Linked DNA regions of Homo sapiens: region 1 is linked to region 2. Evidence: chromatin contacts called from ENCODE Hi-C data. All regions are on one chromosome and are shown on one strand. The core of a region is the stretch at or near the end of the contact, and the rest is flanking DNA. Distances in the headings are between cores, read along the strand shown. Region 1 overlaps AUTS2 (activator of transcription and developmental regulator AUTS2). Region 2 has its middle 140 kb from the start of LINC01372.

Region 1 (7,680 bases), core at 170-2,669, 3.2 Mb after region 2:
AAACAACTGGGAACGTACTGCCTAGTAGAATGTTGTTTGTGGCCCGATCTTTGTATAAGAAGGAAAACATCATAAATTAAAAGAAAAGCTACCAGCCAACAACTGTATTTTTACCAGCCTCCTCTTCTTCCAGAAAACTCATTGCGAGGAAAATAAATAGCATTCTTTCCCAGCAGCACAACCGAAAGTCTTGTTAGTTATAGGCGAGTGGCTATTTGAAAGCCTGGCTACAATTTTCCTGTTTTACTAACACTTGTAATTAAATCCATCAACTCCCTCTAAGATTCTGTGTAAATACCAGATGCTCCCTACATTTTTTTCTCTCCTGGAGAATATGAAAAGTTGTACATTAGCAGTAGAGGAACTTCAAAGGAGGCACAGACCTGAGTGAAAGTGAAGTTCTGAAGATCCACACTCGCTTCCCTGTGAATTTCTTAGAGTGTTCCAGGGAGGGCAGCCCACCACACTTGGCCAGCACAGGCCCATCCCATCTCTCACCCGAGTGGCGGATGTTAAGTTGACATCCGTGCCCCAGTTCAGGAGCAGATGGCTCTGCGTGGGGCATGGTGGTTTGGGAGAATCCACCCGGGCCTGGCGGGAATCCTGTTGTTGAGGGAGGAGTAGGGCCCTGCCTCCCGCTCCCCGAGGGTTTGCAGCCCGCTTTTCATGTGCTATTGATGCTGCCCCCACCCGCTGTCACTTGGAGTCATTCAGTCAATCACATGGAGAATCAGAGGAGAGGCTTGGGATGGCTCTGGATAAATCCTCCCTCGCTACTGGGGGTGAGAAAATCCTCTTCAGAGCACATGCACTCCTCAGAGGGCATCAGTGTACATATATATATATATATTTTTTTTTTCTTCTGTATGCAAAGAAGAGTAACTTGTTCCCCCAAGGTGAAGGATTTCAGCGGTAGGCAAAGCAACACCACTACCACCCCAACCCGCCCACTTTGCTTTTCCAGAATTAAACGTAGTTGCCTAGAGCTGTCATGACCTACAGAGAAAGCTGAGGAAGTGTTAAGTGAATCATGAAAGCAAATCAACAGACCTGCTGGTATTTAAATTTTAGTGTATTCCAGTGTGGATTTCTTGGTATTTGTAATGCAAAAACTGGGAACGGGGGCTCCACCTCCTCTCCCAGCAGATCCAACCCTATGTTCCAACTTAGTCCCAGCATATTCGACCCCATGTTTTGTGTGAATTTACTTTAAAGTCTTTCACACTCCCGAGGCCGTCAGCAAAGCACTCATATCTTATGGGCAACCCCCAGCCCTCTTCGCTTATAAACTAACTGTCCGTGGCTTTGGGGTTGTTCCCTACCAGTTTTATTGGGCAGGTTGTTAGCTAAGGGATTCATTCTAGAACCAGAGGTTTGAGGCAGACCTCTAAGATCCTCTTGACTCTGAGTGTGTGGAGGAGAGTGAGGGAAAGGACAGAACCCATGGCCCGCGCCACCTCAGCTTCTTTCAGTTTCTATTTGAAACTGAAATCACAGAAGAGCTGTCAGATGGCAGCTGTGCATTTGGTGGAAATGAGAATTCCAGATTTTATGCTAATTCAGTTTCAGGTTCCTTTGAACCTGCAGTTTATGGGGCCGTGCTGAAAACTGCAATCTGTTTTGGATAAAAGAAGGGATTACTAAAGACTTTTTAGTTGTACAAACATTCCCAGCCTCCAAAAGGAAAGGGGGGAGACCAGATTTATTCTTTCATTAAAATTGTCATGTTAAGTTTTCTTCTGCTTTATCAAATAGAAAACTTTTCCTTATTTTGGCAATGATTTTTCTTATTTCAAGTTTTTTTGTTGTTGCCGTGATTTATTTTCATTTCAGTAGCACTCTTTCTCGAACTTCAAAGTCCTTGTCACTTCCTCCCAGAGGCAGGAACACAAAGGTGGTGCCCATGGATGTATCTCATCCTGGCATGTGCTCACCTTCTTCCATTCTCGCAGTGTTGATTGAGGCTGACCCAGATGGTTGTTTCACTTACCTATTATTGCTTTGTAACAAACCACGAATTTGGAGCCTGGAAATACAATGCTGCCATTAGGGCAGGGCTCTGCAGAGAAGCTTCCTCTCTGTTCCACATGGCATCTGCTAAGGCAAGTTCAGCTGGAGCTGGCGGAGCCACACCCAAGATGGCTTCTTCACGTGGCTGGCAAGTTGTCAGGGGCTGTTGGCTGGGAACTCAGCTAGCCCTGTGGTCCCAAGGCCTCAGCTTACTTCCATGTGGTACTGCTTGGGCATCCTTACTATATGGTAACTGTGTTACAAGCTTAAATAACCAGAAGCTGCTGGGCCCAAACTCTGAATCTCCAGCATATCACTTCCTCCTCATTCTATTCATCAAAACAGTCACACGTCAGTCACAAGGACATAAGTTTCACCTTCTAATGGGAGGCATGACATGCACATACAGAATTATTTGGGAGCCATATTTGGAGATGAGCAACCACAATGGTTAATGATATATTTTTTAGAATTTTGATTTTCAGGAGAATGTACCCACGCTCTGTTGTTAGCCATATGGGTTTCTATATTCTGTGAAATCCCAAACTGTTGGCAATTCGTGGAAAGGACTTTGCAGTTTAGTTTTATGTTTGAGATAATGTCTTCATTCTCTTCTGTTTTAGTTGGCAGAGATCTGGTCATTTATTTATTTACTCATTGATCTGACCACTGCGTATCAACCCATCTCTTACATGTGATGCATGAGAATACTGTACTAGATGTTAAGGGCAATGGTGGTGTGTAAGAGTACATCACAGTCCTGGTCCTTGAGTGATTGAATCTACAGACTGCTCTCCAAAGCAGTATCTTGTTCCCAGTGAGGATACGTGTGCCCCTAAAGGAATGGCAGTGTCCAGAGGTGAGCCGAGAAACAACTACATGTTATATATTGTCTTAGATCTATGTTTCCATTAGGAAGCATTCAAGAAAAGCTGTAGTTTGGAGCAGAAGAAGAAATTTCTGGTGTAATTCATTTGCAATACAGATCTGTAAATGGAAATTACATAGGACCAGAGAGGAGCTGGCGGGTCTTTGTAGGCACACAGGCTTGCCCTGACCCTATGTAACAGCGGCATATGATCATAATAACTGGCATTTCTGTAACAGTTAACCATCTACAAACTGTGCTAATTTGATTGATAAAGCCCCAGAGATGGAGGCTATTGGAATGGCCATAGTAGGGTTTCCCATTCCATTCTGATAGCATGGAAGAGACAGAGAGAAAAACTAAGGCCAGAGCAAGAGGGAAAATCAGAAACCTTGCTCAATAAGAATGCTTTCAGGAAATCGAAACTAAGGGAATTCTACGACATTCTAGCTCCTCAGCTACTACCCCAGCAAGTGTATGATTCCCCAAACCAGTAGAAGCAAATATTTTGTCCTCAGCCAACAAGAATTCCTGCAAGTCAATATTTGGACCATCAGGATGCTTAATAATAAGGCTAGGGAAAAAAAAAAAAAGCTTTGTTAGATCATTGTATATTAGCATAGATGCAGGAGTCAAATTTTCAGTACCCTAAAGATTATTAATACTTTCAGGTAACGTTTCCAGGAGGAGATAGCAAAGCCTTTGAGTAGAAGGATGGACTAACATGCGGTTGGCCACCATTCTCAGGATGTCAGTAATCTTTCAAACCACAAAACCTGGGAAGGTAAACTACTTGTATATCCCAGGAATAGTCACGTGACTTATAGACAGCCTTACCATGACCCTTCAGATCTTAAAACCTCTCTAGAGTTTAGACAGCAGAATGATTTTGTCTTAGACATCTGGCCAGTGGAGGGAGAAACTGAGATTTACCCAGCAGTGGGGATAGGATGGTGTGGTGTGGTATGGTGTGGCGTGATGTGGTGTGGTGTGGCGTGGCGTGGCGTGTTGTGGCGTGGTATGGTGTGGCGTGGCATGTTGTGGTATGGTGTGTGTGGTGTGGTATGGTGTGGCGTGGTATGGTGTGGGGTGGTGTGGCGTGGCGTGTGGTGTGGTATGGTGTGTTGTGGTATGGTGGGGATGGACAGTGGGAGCATGGTATTAGGGAAGGAATGTGACATGCCTGCTGGCACCATGCTATAATCCTCATTCCTTCACTGCAGAGGACCTCCTTACACTCCTGTATCCATTTCCTTATCTAAAATAAGGAAGAAACTCTCCGTTACTCTCTTTGCCTCACAAGATTGATGTAAGAGCAAACGACATTATAATTGTAGCATTCTGGAAAAATATGTGTTACTCTAGGGCATTTTTGGCAGCGTCCTTTGGAGAGGCTGAATCTTAGAACCAGTAAATGGCACCGTCACATATAATTTATGGCTCATGCTCTTTTTTCAGTCTAGGGTTCACTTCTTGGTTGGTTGATTTCTCCCTCCCTTCCATTTCAAGGCACTGAAATGAAGACTAGAATCATATTTTGAGCTTGACTCAGTCCTAGAATAGCAGCAGTCTTTCCCTGGGACTAACCAAAGCTAGAAATGAGGGTCCTCAGATCAGATACAGAAAAGTAGTTCTTGGCTGGGTACAGTGGCTCACACCTGTAACCCCAGCACTTTGGGAGGCTGAGGTAGGTGGATCACTTGAGGTCGGGAGTTCGAGACCAGCCTGGCCAACACGGTGAAATCCCGCCTCTACTAAAAATACAAAAATTAGCCAGGCATGGTGATGCACCCCTGTAGACCCAGCTTCTCAGGAGGCTGAGGCAGGAGAATAGCCTGAACCAGGGAGGCGGAGGTTGCAGTGAGCAGAAATCGCACCACCACACCCCAGCCTGAGTGACAGAGCAAGACTCTGTCTCAAAAAAAAAAAAAAAAAAAAAGAAGAAGAAAAAAGAGAAATAGTTCTCCCTCAGTAGTCCTCCCTCAAACTGAGCTGAAATGATAATAACATATGTGGTATGACTTGTTGAATGGTAAACATGGTCGGAGAACTCCCAAAAAGGTAGTATTTCTTTCAATATTCATATTAGTCATTCCAGCATCCAACTGAGGAACATCTAAGGTGGTTTCAGGGCCCTCTTTTACCCTGAATTGTTTTTTAAAAAAAGAAAAAACTGCGGAGAGCTCAGCCTAAAATGGCTAAAATGCCTCTTACCTAGAGAACTGGAAAACGCGATCAGTTCACCAGCAGTTCCCCGTTTCCCACAGTGGTTGTTTCTAACATTGCCACTTAGTGCATCTGCTGAAACACAGATGGTCGCATCCCTACCAGCAATTGCAGAGACTCCCTTCCCACCCTCCCAGAAGCTGCACCCATGCCCGGGAGCCCATGGCTACAGCTCTTAATTTATACATGGGTGCAATGACAGCCACTGTTTGCTGAGCAAGCCCCCGCCCCAGCACCATCTCCCCCAGCTCAGTCCTTCTTCTTTCATAGTAAGCTCCTGTCTGGGATCCTCACCTGTCAACAGACCTTACAGCAAGGCTGCCTTTGTCAGGCTACCATATGTCCTGTCCCCTTAGGGGACTGGGTGCTTGACAACCTTCATTTATAAAACTAAGAGGGGCTGCTAGAAGTCAGCTTTCCTGAAACTATAAGAATGTCTACTCCTAGGTGACTTGTCACTAATGATGAAGGTAAGTTGCTGTTCCAAGTGCTTTACATACATGAATTCATTTAACCCTAACAACAGTTGCAGCAAAGTAGGTGATGTTATGGCCATACTTTCTAGATGTGGAAACTGAGGTACAGAGATGCAAAGTCCTCTCTCCACCATCACACAGTAAGTGGGAGTGGAGGATAAGCTAGGATTTGAACCCATTGGTTCTTTCATGAGTGGCTAAGCTTTTAACCACTAGACCAACTACCTCTTAGTTGTCCCCAAACATAGAAATGGCTGGCACCTGTTTAAAGGCCCTTTTTGTTTTGTTTTTGTTTTTGGAGACAGAGTCTTGCTGTATCCCCCTGGCTGGAGTGCAGTGGCGCAATCTCAGCTTACTGCAACCTCCCGGGTTCAAGCGATTCTCCTGCCTCAGCCTCCCCCGAGAAGCTGGGATTATAGGCACCTGCCACTATGCCCGGTTAATTTTTGTACTTTTAGTAGAGATGGGGTTTTACCATGTTGGCCAGGCTGGTCTCAAACTCCTGACCTCAGGTGATCTGCCCACCTCGGTCTCCCAAAGTGCTAGGACCACGCACACGTGAGCCACTGCGCCAGACCCGAAAGCATCTTTTCATTCATTCATTTATTTGTTTTTAAATCCAATCGAATTTAGCAGTGGGGAGTTGTCTTAAGTGTCTTCTTTTCCGCTGAACACATTATTTTCCTCAATCTGTCATCTCTGATGACTGACTTACACATTGTGTTCTACGCCGATCCGTCCTTTCAGCTCATGCAGACATTTTGTATACATTTTCATTTTAATTACCACCCCCCAACTCTGCCCCATGTTCATATGGAAATAGAGGAGCCAGGTGTTGGATACATGAGCCGGTAACTAAGGCAGGATGCGTACCTGGACTTAGTAGGGTCCCCCAGGGAGCATGGACTCAATATGAAATGCAGGTCGCTAGACCCCAAGTTTCAAACACCCATCAATATGACATGATGTGAGAAAGAGCAAACCAAGTCCAGACGGAAACGAGACAGCCATGACCAGGGGAGGCAGAGAGGCCTCACAGTTCTCATCACATGCACTGCTGTAAAAAGTAAGATGAGATACCTACAGCCAATTGGGTGACACGAGCAGGGATTGGATTTATTTGTATTTTTCATTGCCTTTCTTTGCAGGGTTGTCAGATTCTGAATATTAATACCTTAATGTAGATTTGGTGGTTAAGTAAGATATATTTTATGGATTTTTTAATACTTTTTCCCCTTTGTAGTTTATAGTACATTGTGAAGTTTGAAAGTAAAATTCCTTTCCTTGACTTCTACACTCGGAAAATATTTATTCCCCCCTGTGTCTCAATGGTATGCATCATAAACTAATCCAGTTCAGTTTATTTACTTCCCTCTTGTTGCAGATCCATGATCAATTGTAGCAACACGGGCATATAATGGCAGAGGTTTTTACTTTACAGCAGTACGAGCATGAGCTATTGCACTCTCCTTTCAGGGTGATAAGGAAGGAAGCTTCCATTTTCAGAATCACCCATTCAGAAGGGGTTGGGGGGCACTGAGCAGAGGAACTGGGGGCCACCTGACGTTGATTAGCCCTGAATCGCTAAGGAAGACATCCCAATCCATAGTTTCAAATGAATCAGCCTACACAGAAGAAATCCCTGGGAACCAGAAAGAGTTTTAATCTCCTGGGCTGAACAGTGTGGAAGGCAGAATATTAGGAATTAGCAGAGGTGACAAGTAGGACAACCTCGGCCTGCCTCCCAGTGGCGGGCAACCTGTTGACTCCAGTTCTCCATCCTAGGACCCTTGCTTGACTGCCATGAGTAAGAGCAGTGGGCACCGAAGTCAAAATGCAGATCCCTCCAGGCTTCTCAGTAGCTGTTGTCTGCCCTGAGCATTCTCCCAACCTTATCAGTTACCCAGACACTTGTTGGGAGCCCTCAGACTAACTAGCATGCTGGGACAATTTCCACCGTGTCTTCATTCCTCTCATCATGGGTATGTTGAGCAAGGCCTCCTAACTCTGTGCTGGGTACAAATTCCAAGATGTGGACAAATTCTAAGATGTGAATTCTATCCACAAGAAACCAGGTGAGTTCAGAAGGCATGGCTCGGG
Region 2 (7,570 bases), core at 1,210-3,709:
CTTATGAAAATCTAATGCCTGATGATCTGTTGCTGTCTCCCATCACCCCCAGATGGGACTCTCTAGTTGCAGGAAAACAAGCTCAGCACTCCCACTGATGATGGTGAGTTGTAGAATTATTTCATTATATATTACAATGTAATAATAATAGAAATAAAATGCACAATAAATGTAATGCAGTTGAGTCATCCCCAAACCACCCCCCCCTCCGCCCAACCACCCCACTGAATTGGTACTTGGGAAAATTGTCTTCCATGAAGCTGGTCCCTGGTGTCACAAAGGTTGGGGACTGCTGCCTTAAAACATTCTGCCTTTTAACTTCTTTGTGGCCAAATCCAATAGGCCTTTGTCCATGTTCATCTCACTTTACCTGTCTGCAGCGCTGAGCACTTTCTCCTTCTCAGCACACTTTTTCTTCTTGGCTTCTGTGGCGTGTTCTTACCTGGTTCAAGCTGAGCTATTTTTTCTCACTCTTCCACCACTTCCTCTCTAGCAGCTCCTTAGCATGGGTGCCCCCTTTTGCCTCCCTGCTCTCCAATCTCCTAACTGTGCATGTGTGCTTTGGGCAATCAGGTCCACTTTGATGCCTTAAACTGACATCCATTTGTTGATTCCGACTCTATATTTCTGACCTTGACCTGCAAGCTTATATAGTAGTGATATTGGTCTAAGTCATACTCATTTTAGGACCTGATCTTCAATGAGCCTAATTCAGCCACGTACTGTTCTAAGCACTTTCTATGTGTCATTTAACTTGATCCATGAACTCCTTTGTAGCACTTATTATTATTGTCGTTATTTAAGGAAAGTGGAGTCTCTTCGATGTCCTCACCTGAATGTTCTACAAATCAAGACCTATCACTTCTACTTCCTTCATATCTCCTGAGTTCTCCTTCTTCCCATCTCCATCTGCCCCATCTGTGGTTTGGACTCTAATACCTCTCTCCTTGACAACTGTAGCATCCCTCTCTCCCTTCCCTTTCCTTCCTTCCTTCCTTCCTTCCTTCCTTCCTTCCTTCCTTCCTTCCTTCCTCCCTCCCTCCCTCCCTCCCTCCCCCCTCCCCCCTCCGCCCTTTCCCCTTCCCTTTCCCTTCCCCTTCCCTCACTCTGTAGCCCAGGCTGGAGTACCATGGCACTATCTCAGCTCACTGTAACCTCTGGCTCCGGGGTTCAAGTGACTCTTCTGCCTCAGCCTCCTGAGTAGCTGGGACTACAGGCACGTGCCACCACGCACAGCTAATTTTTTTGTATTTTAGTAGAGATGGGGTTTCACCATGTCGTCCAAGGTGTTCTCAAACTCCTGAGCTCAGGAGTTTCACCCGCCTCAGCCTCCCAAAGTGCTGGGATTACAGGCATGAGCTGCTGTGCCTGGCCGGACAATTGTAGCATCTTTCTAACATCCTACAGTCCCAAACTCTTCTGCAAGTATCCTTATTGTACCAGATTGACCCTCCTAAAGTAAAATACCATCTGTCTGCCCAGCTTGGACCAAAACTTAGGATGAAAGCATTTTCCCCTTGTCTTCTGTCTCTTGTCTTCAGCACAGATTTGTGCACTGCCCTCACCAAATGCATTGCATATTTCCACTTAGTTTTGCCATCATCTTCCAGCCACCCTTCCTGGGGCTATATCTGCCATGAGGTAGGGTATGTGTGGCTCCTCCCTATGCCTCCTCCTTCCCTTTGGTGCAGGGCTCTGAGCATGCCTGGAGCAGACCTCTTCTTCTGGGGTCTGGACATGAGTGTTGCAGAGTGATTTACACTTGGGTGGGATTAAAACCATGCTGCATCTTTGCTCCCCGGGCCCTACTAATCAGTAAGCCAGTTTTCTGTTTTGTTTTGTTTTGTTTTTTTTGGAGACGGAGTCTCACTCTGTCGCCCAGGCTGGAGTGCAGTGGTGTGATCTCGCCTCACTTCAACCTCCACCTCCCGGGCTCAAGCGATTCTCCTGCCTCAGCCTCCCAAGTAGCTGAGATTACAGGCATGCAGCACCATGCCCAGCTAATTTTTGTACTTTTAGTAGAGACGGGGTTTCACCCTGTGGGCCAGGCTGGTCTCGAACTCCTGACCTCCAGTGATCCGCCTGCATTGACCTCCCAAAGTGCTGGGATTACAGGCGTGAGCCACCTTGCCCGACCGTAAGTCCAGTTTTGAGAAGGACATCCCGTGTATTTTGCAGAAAAAACTAGAGTGGGCTGATGTGCACACAGCCAGCTGAAGCTCGTCCAGCCCTTGGACCCAGAACTCATAATCTGGGCCAAGACATGGTGTTCACATTCCTTGAATGCTGGTCAGTTACCATGCCCCACAATCCTTGCTCAGGGTCGGGGAGGCAGCGGGGGACTCGCCTGGCCAGCCATTGCATTTCAGGAAAGGCAGACTCAGAGAATAAGCAGGGCAGGCCCCAGGCTTGACAGGAAGATTCTGGGGAGTAGAAAGACTTTGGGAAAGCATTCCTGGGTGTGATTAAAACAGCATGTTCCTTTGAAAACAGAAGAGAGCAGCCACTGTTCCCCGGTGTTTGCTCAGAGCCTGAGTGACCCAGGCAGTTTCTTTCCATTTGCTTGATGGGCTGTGATGACAGCACTTGCAGCCACTGAGCCGGCACAGGCTGGTTGTAAGTCACAGGGGTTGCCCATTCCAGGAGGAGAAAAGAGTTTCAAATTTCCACCAAGAAAGAATCTGTCAATGTCTTTCAGAAACCCCAGGCTGTGAGAAGTGTGGCCATGTGCTTTCCCCTCCAGCCAACCAGAGAAAGGCCAAAAGTAAAAGGACCTGATAAAATCACCCCATTGTCTTTTAGGAAGAAGTTTGTTTTAAGTAACACCCTTAAACTTGTTCAAATAAGTCTTTTTTTTTTTGTTTTTTGAGACGGAGTCTCGCTCTGTTGTCCAGGCTGGAGTGCAGTGGCACGATCTCGACTCACCGCAAGCTCCGCCTCCCAGGTTCACGCTATTCTCCTGCCTTAGCCTCCTGAGTAGCTGGGACTACAGGTGCCCGACACCATGCCTGGCTAATTTTTTGTATTTTTAGTAGAGACAGGGTTTCACCATGTTAGCCAGGATGGTCTCGATCTCCTGACCTTGTGATACGCCTGCCTTGGCCTCCTGAAGTGCTGGGATTACAGGCATGAGCCACTGTGCTCGGCCTTTTTTTTTTTTTTTTTGAATCTTGCTTTGTCGCCCAGGCTGGAATGCAGTGGCATAATCTCGGCTCACTGCAACCTCTGCCTCCTGGGTTCAAGTGATTCTCCTGCCTCAGCCTCTTGAGTAGCTGGGATTACAGGCGCTTGTCACCATGCCTGGCTCATTTTTGTATTTTTAGTAGAGATGGGGTTTTGCTATGTTGACCAGGCTGGTCTCGAACTTGTGACCTCAAGTGTTCCACTCGCTTTGGCCTCCCAAAGTGCTGGAATTACAGGCATGAGCCACTGCGCCCGGCTTCAGCTAAGTCTTTTAATCCTTGGACCATGCCAGTAATTTGTCTTAAAGAAATAATTAGAGGCTGGGGATGGTGGCTCACACGTGCAATCCCAGCACTTTGGTAGGCCAGGGTGGGTGGATTGCTTGAGCCCAAGAGTTCGAGGCCAGCCTGGGCAACACAGACAGACCTCGTCTCTGCAAAAAATAAAAAAATTGGCCAGGTGTGGCGTGTACCTGCACCTAGGTACTTGGGTGGCTGAGGTAGGAGGATCGCCTGAGCTAGTGAGCTGCAGTGAGCTATGATCATGCCACTGTACTCCAGCCTGGTTGACAGAGCAAGACCCTGTCTCAAAAACAAAAATTAGAAAAGATTACCCAAGATTTATACAGAAACATACTCGGCACAGGGTTTTATCATAGCAAGAACAACAAAACAGTATACACATGCACACATACAGACACAGAAACATATTAAATATACAATTATAGGGACAAACTTAATGTAAGTACACGCATGTTGAACTCTGCTTAGCCACTTAAAAAGCATATTTTCCAGGAAATATGAGAGACCTAGAAAAATGCTCATACTACAAAATTAAGCACATAAAACACATATATATATGAATAGAAGAAAAATAGAAATATTCTCAAATATCAATAATTTCTAAGAAACAGGATTACGAGTGGTTTTTAAAATGTTATTTGTTATACTTTTATGTACATTCAAACATTTTCAACACCATATGCTGAGGTTATAGTCTATTAAAAAAAGACATTAAAAAAGATATTTAGGCTGGGTGCCATGGCTCACGCCTGTAATTCCAGGACTTTGGGAGACCAAGGTTGGGGGATTGCTTGAGAATGGGCTCAGGAGTTTGAGACCAGCCTGGGCAACATGGCAAAAACCTGTCACTACAAAAAATACAAAAATTAACGGGGCATGGTGGCGCACACCTGTGGTACTAGCTACTCTGGAGGCTGAAACTGGGGGATTGCTTGAGCCTGCAAGGTTGAGGCTGCAGTGAGCTGTGATTGCGCCATTGCACTCCAGCCTGGGTGACAGAGACCTTGTCGCTAAAACAAAAAACAACAACAAAAAAAACCTTAAAACCTTAACAAGGTCAGTCTTTTCCTGGTGTGGAGTTCAGGAAATGAGATTCACCCCATGGGTCATGTGCACATGTTTGTTCTATTAGGAATGAAGGAACAAGAGGACCAGGGTTACTGGGCACAAGCAAATAATCACACAAGAAACTTGAGACATTATGACTGTCTTTGGATATCTGAAACGGAATCAGGGTTTGGGATGTCCCAAGGGCTAGGTCAGAGCTGCCCGAAAGAGATCAAAGGGGTCTTTTTTGTTTTGTTCTTTTCTTTTCTCTCTCTCTTTCTCTTTTTTTTTTTTTTTTTGAGGTTGAGTTTCACTCTGTCACCCAGGCTGGAGTGCAATGGCATGATCTCAGCTCACTGCAACCTTCACCTTCCAGGTTCAAGCAATTCTGCCTCAGCCTCCCGAGTAGCTGGGATTACAGGTGTGTGCCACCACACCCGGCTAATTTTTTGTAGTTTTAGTAGAGACAAGGTTTCACCTTGTTGGTCAGGCTGGTCTCGAACTCCTGACTTCAGGTGATCCACCTGCCCCGGCCTCCCAAAGTGTTGGGATTATAGGCATGAGCCACTGCGCCTAGCCTGTTTCTATTTTTTAAGAGACAGGGTCTCACATTGTCACCCAGGCTGGAGTATGGTGGCATGATCATAGCTCACTGAAACCTCAAACTCCTGGGCATAAGCCATCCTCCTGCCTCAGCCTCCCAAGTAGCTGTGACTAAAGGCGCTTGCCACCATGCCTGGCTAATTTTAAATGTTTTGTGGAGATGAGGTTTTGCTGTGTTGCCCAGGCTGGTCTCAAACTCCTGGATTGGAGCAGGAGCTTGCAAAAAGGGGTGTGTTCCATGCTATGCCCCCCGACCTCTGCCTACTATAATTGTTAGTTGTAGTTGGCCGAATGGCACCGCCCCAAGCCAGAAATCTGGGATCATCCTTGTTTGATTTCTCTGCCCCACCCAATTGATCTCCAAGTGCATCTTTTAAATGGTCTTAAGAAATGTCTTCTACATCTCCATTGCTTTATTTCAGGAAACCCTCATCTCCTGACTGGGCTATTGAAAAGATTCCCGGTTTTCCCTCTTTCAATTTGAGCTTATCGCTACAGCCAGACCATTCTTTCTGAAATGCAAATCTCCTGCTATACCCTTACTTAAAACCCCTTCATGGCTCTCCATTGCTTTCAAGATGGAATCCAAACTCAACCTGGTTTACAAAGTCCTTCTCAATTTAACCCGAGTTTCTCAGCCTCATCTCTCCAACCTTTGCCTCACGCCCTTTGCTCTCCTTGCCACTCAAGTCTCCTAACTGATCCCTGAAATTGGCAGGCCCTTTCAACCCCCATGCCCCTATTCCATCGCCTTCCTCTTCTCCATCTGGGAAATTCTTTTCATCCCTTTGGAGTCAGCTCACTGTCGTCCCCCACCAAGCAGAACACATGTTCCCCTTCACTGCGTTTCCTTAAAACCACACAGTGCTTCTGTTCACATTCATGATCAGTTGTTGGTGGCTCTCCTAAATGCTTTGGTTCAAAGGAATCTAAGGGTACTTCTCAGTTATGGGAGATGAGTCAGGATGTTTGTTATTATTGCAGTATAATAAATGACCCCTAAACTTAAAAGCTTAAAATGATAATAATGATTTAGTTTGCTCATGAGTTTGAAGTTTGAGCAGGACTTAATGGAGACAGCTGTATCTGCTTCATATGGCATTAGCTCGGAAGATGGACTGAGTGGATCAGCTGGAATATCCACTTCCAAGATGGTGCACTCACATGGCTGGCAAGCTGGTGCTGGCTGGCTGTTGGCTGGGAACTCTTGTCTGGGGGTCTCAGCTCCTCTCCACATGGGAGTCTCACAGGGCTTCTTGGGCTTTCTGGTAGGGTGGTGGCTGCATTCCAAGAGTGTTTCAAGAGTCCTTGGAGGAAGCCACTTCTGCCACATTTAACTGATCAAGCAAGTTACTAAGGCCAGTCCAGATCCAAGGGGAGGGGAAGTAGAATCCACCTTTCAATGGGAAGAGTTACAAAAAAAGTTTCCCTGGACATTAAAGAGGATAGGGGTGTCACAAATAATGGCCTATTTTCTAATTTTTTTCTAACCAACAAAAGTAATCTCACAGTAGGATAGTATGGATGTTCTTGAGATTGCAGAAATATTAAAGCCCTAGAGCCAATGTGTTGGATCTTGCAGTTGGAATGAGTTGCCTGGGAAGGCCTTCAGCTGCCCACCAGGATAGGTGGACAAACATGGGTTGGCAACTGCTTTGTGGAGATGTTGTAGAGAGCAGTCAAGCTTCAATGGGATTGGCTTGAGGAAAAGGAAATATATTTAGTTATATTTATTAGTTGCCTGTGAATAGCTATTGTCATAACACTAGCCTGGTGTTCCCATCTCCAATTATTAGGCTCGGGGATTGAGCAGAGACTGGATGATGATGGTGGTGGTGCTGATGGTGGTGATGATAGTGATGGTGGTGATGGTAGTGACGATGATGATGGTGATGGTGATGGTTATAATGATAATGACAATAGTGATGATGATTGTGATGATGATGGTGGTGATGGTGGTGATGGTGGTGGTGATGATGATAAATAATGGTGATGATAATGGTGGTGATGATGGTGGTGGTGATGATGGTGATGATGATGATAGTCATGATGATGATGGTGATGATAATGGTGGTGGTAATGATAGTGGTGGTGATGATGGTGGTGATGATGGTGATGGTGATGATGATGGTCATATTGATGATAAAAATGATGATGATGTTCATGGTGATGATAATGGTGGTGATGGTGGTGGTGGTGATCATGGTGATGATGGTGATGATGATGATGGTGATGATAATGGTGGTGATGATGATAGTGGTGATTATGATGGTGATGGTGATGATGGTGATGGCGATGGTGATGGTCATAGTGATGATGATGATAAAAGTGATGATGATGGTGGTGATGGTCATGGTGATGGTGATGGTGATGATGATAATCATGATGATGATGGTGATGATAATGGTGGTGATGATGGTGGTGGTGATGATGGT

Evidence for each region. A loop is a pair of places that touch in the nucleus more often than their neighbours do. Pooled maps may share reads with other maps.
Region 1: a loop to region 2 is called in a map of chondrocyte, with 4 times the contacts of the local background. The contact joins two enhancer-like sites. A Hi-C loop is called at or near these places in 9 of 168 maps with a recorded cell type or tissue (Calu3, HepG2, K562 and 4 more), 4 of 37 single-sample maps with no recorded cell type and 23 of 50 pooled maps.

The regions. Positions count from the first base shown.
Region 1 is chr7:70,680,677-70,688,356 of GRCh38, forward strand. The region is part of intron 5 of AUTS2 (activator of transcription and developmental regulator AUTS2); the gene reads left to right. Among named protein-coding and RNA genes, the nearest start is that of GALNT17, 450 kb to the right of the region's middle. RefSeq lists enhancers at 41-966, 967-1,892. Within about 2 kb of position 1,420, at least 5 of the 41 ENCODE cell types and tissues checked have a DNase peak (open chromatin) inside an H3K27ac peak, as active enhancers do.
Region 2 is chr7:67,468,057-67,475,626 of GRCh38, forward strand. No RefSeq gene overlaps it. Among named protein-coding and RNA genes, the nearest start is that of LINC01372, 140 kb to the left of the region's middle. Within about 2 kb of position 2,460, at least 4 of the 41 ENCODE cell types and tissues checked have a DNase peak (open chromatin) inside an H3K27ac peak, as active enhancers do.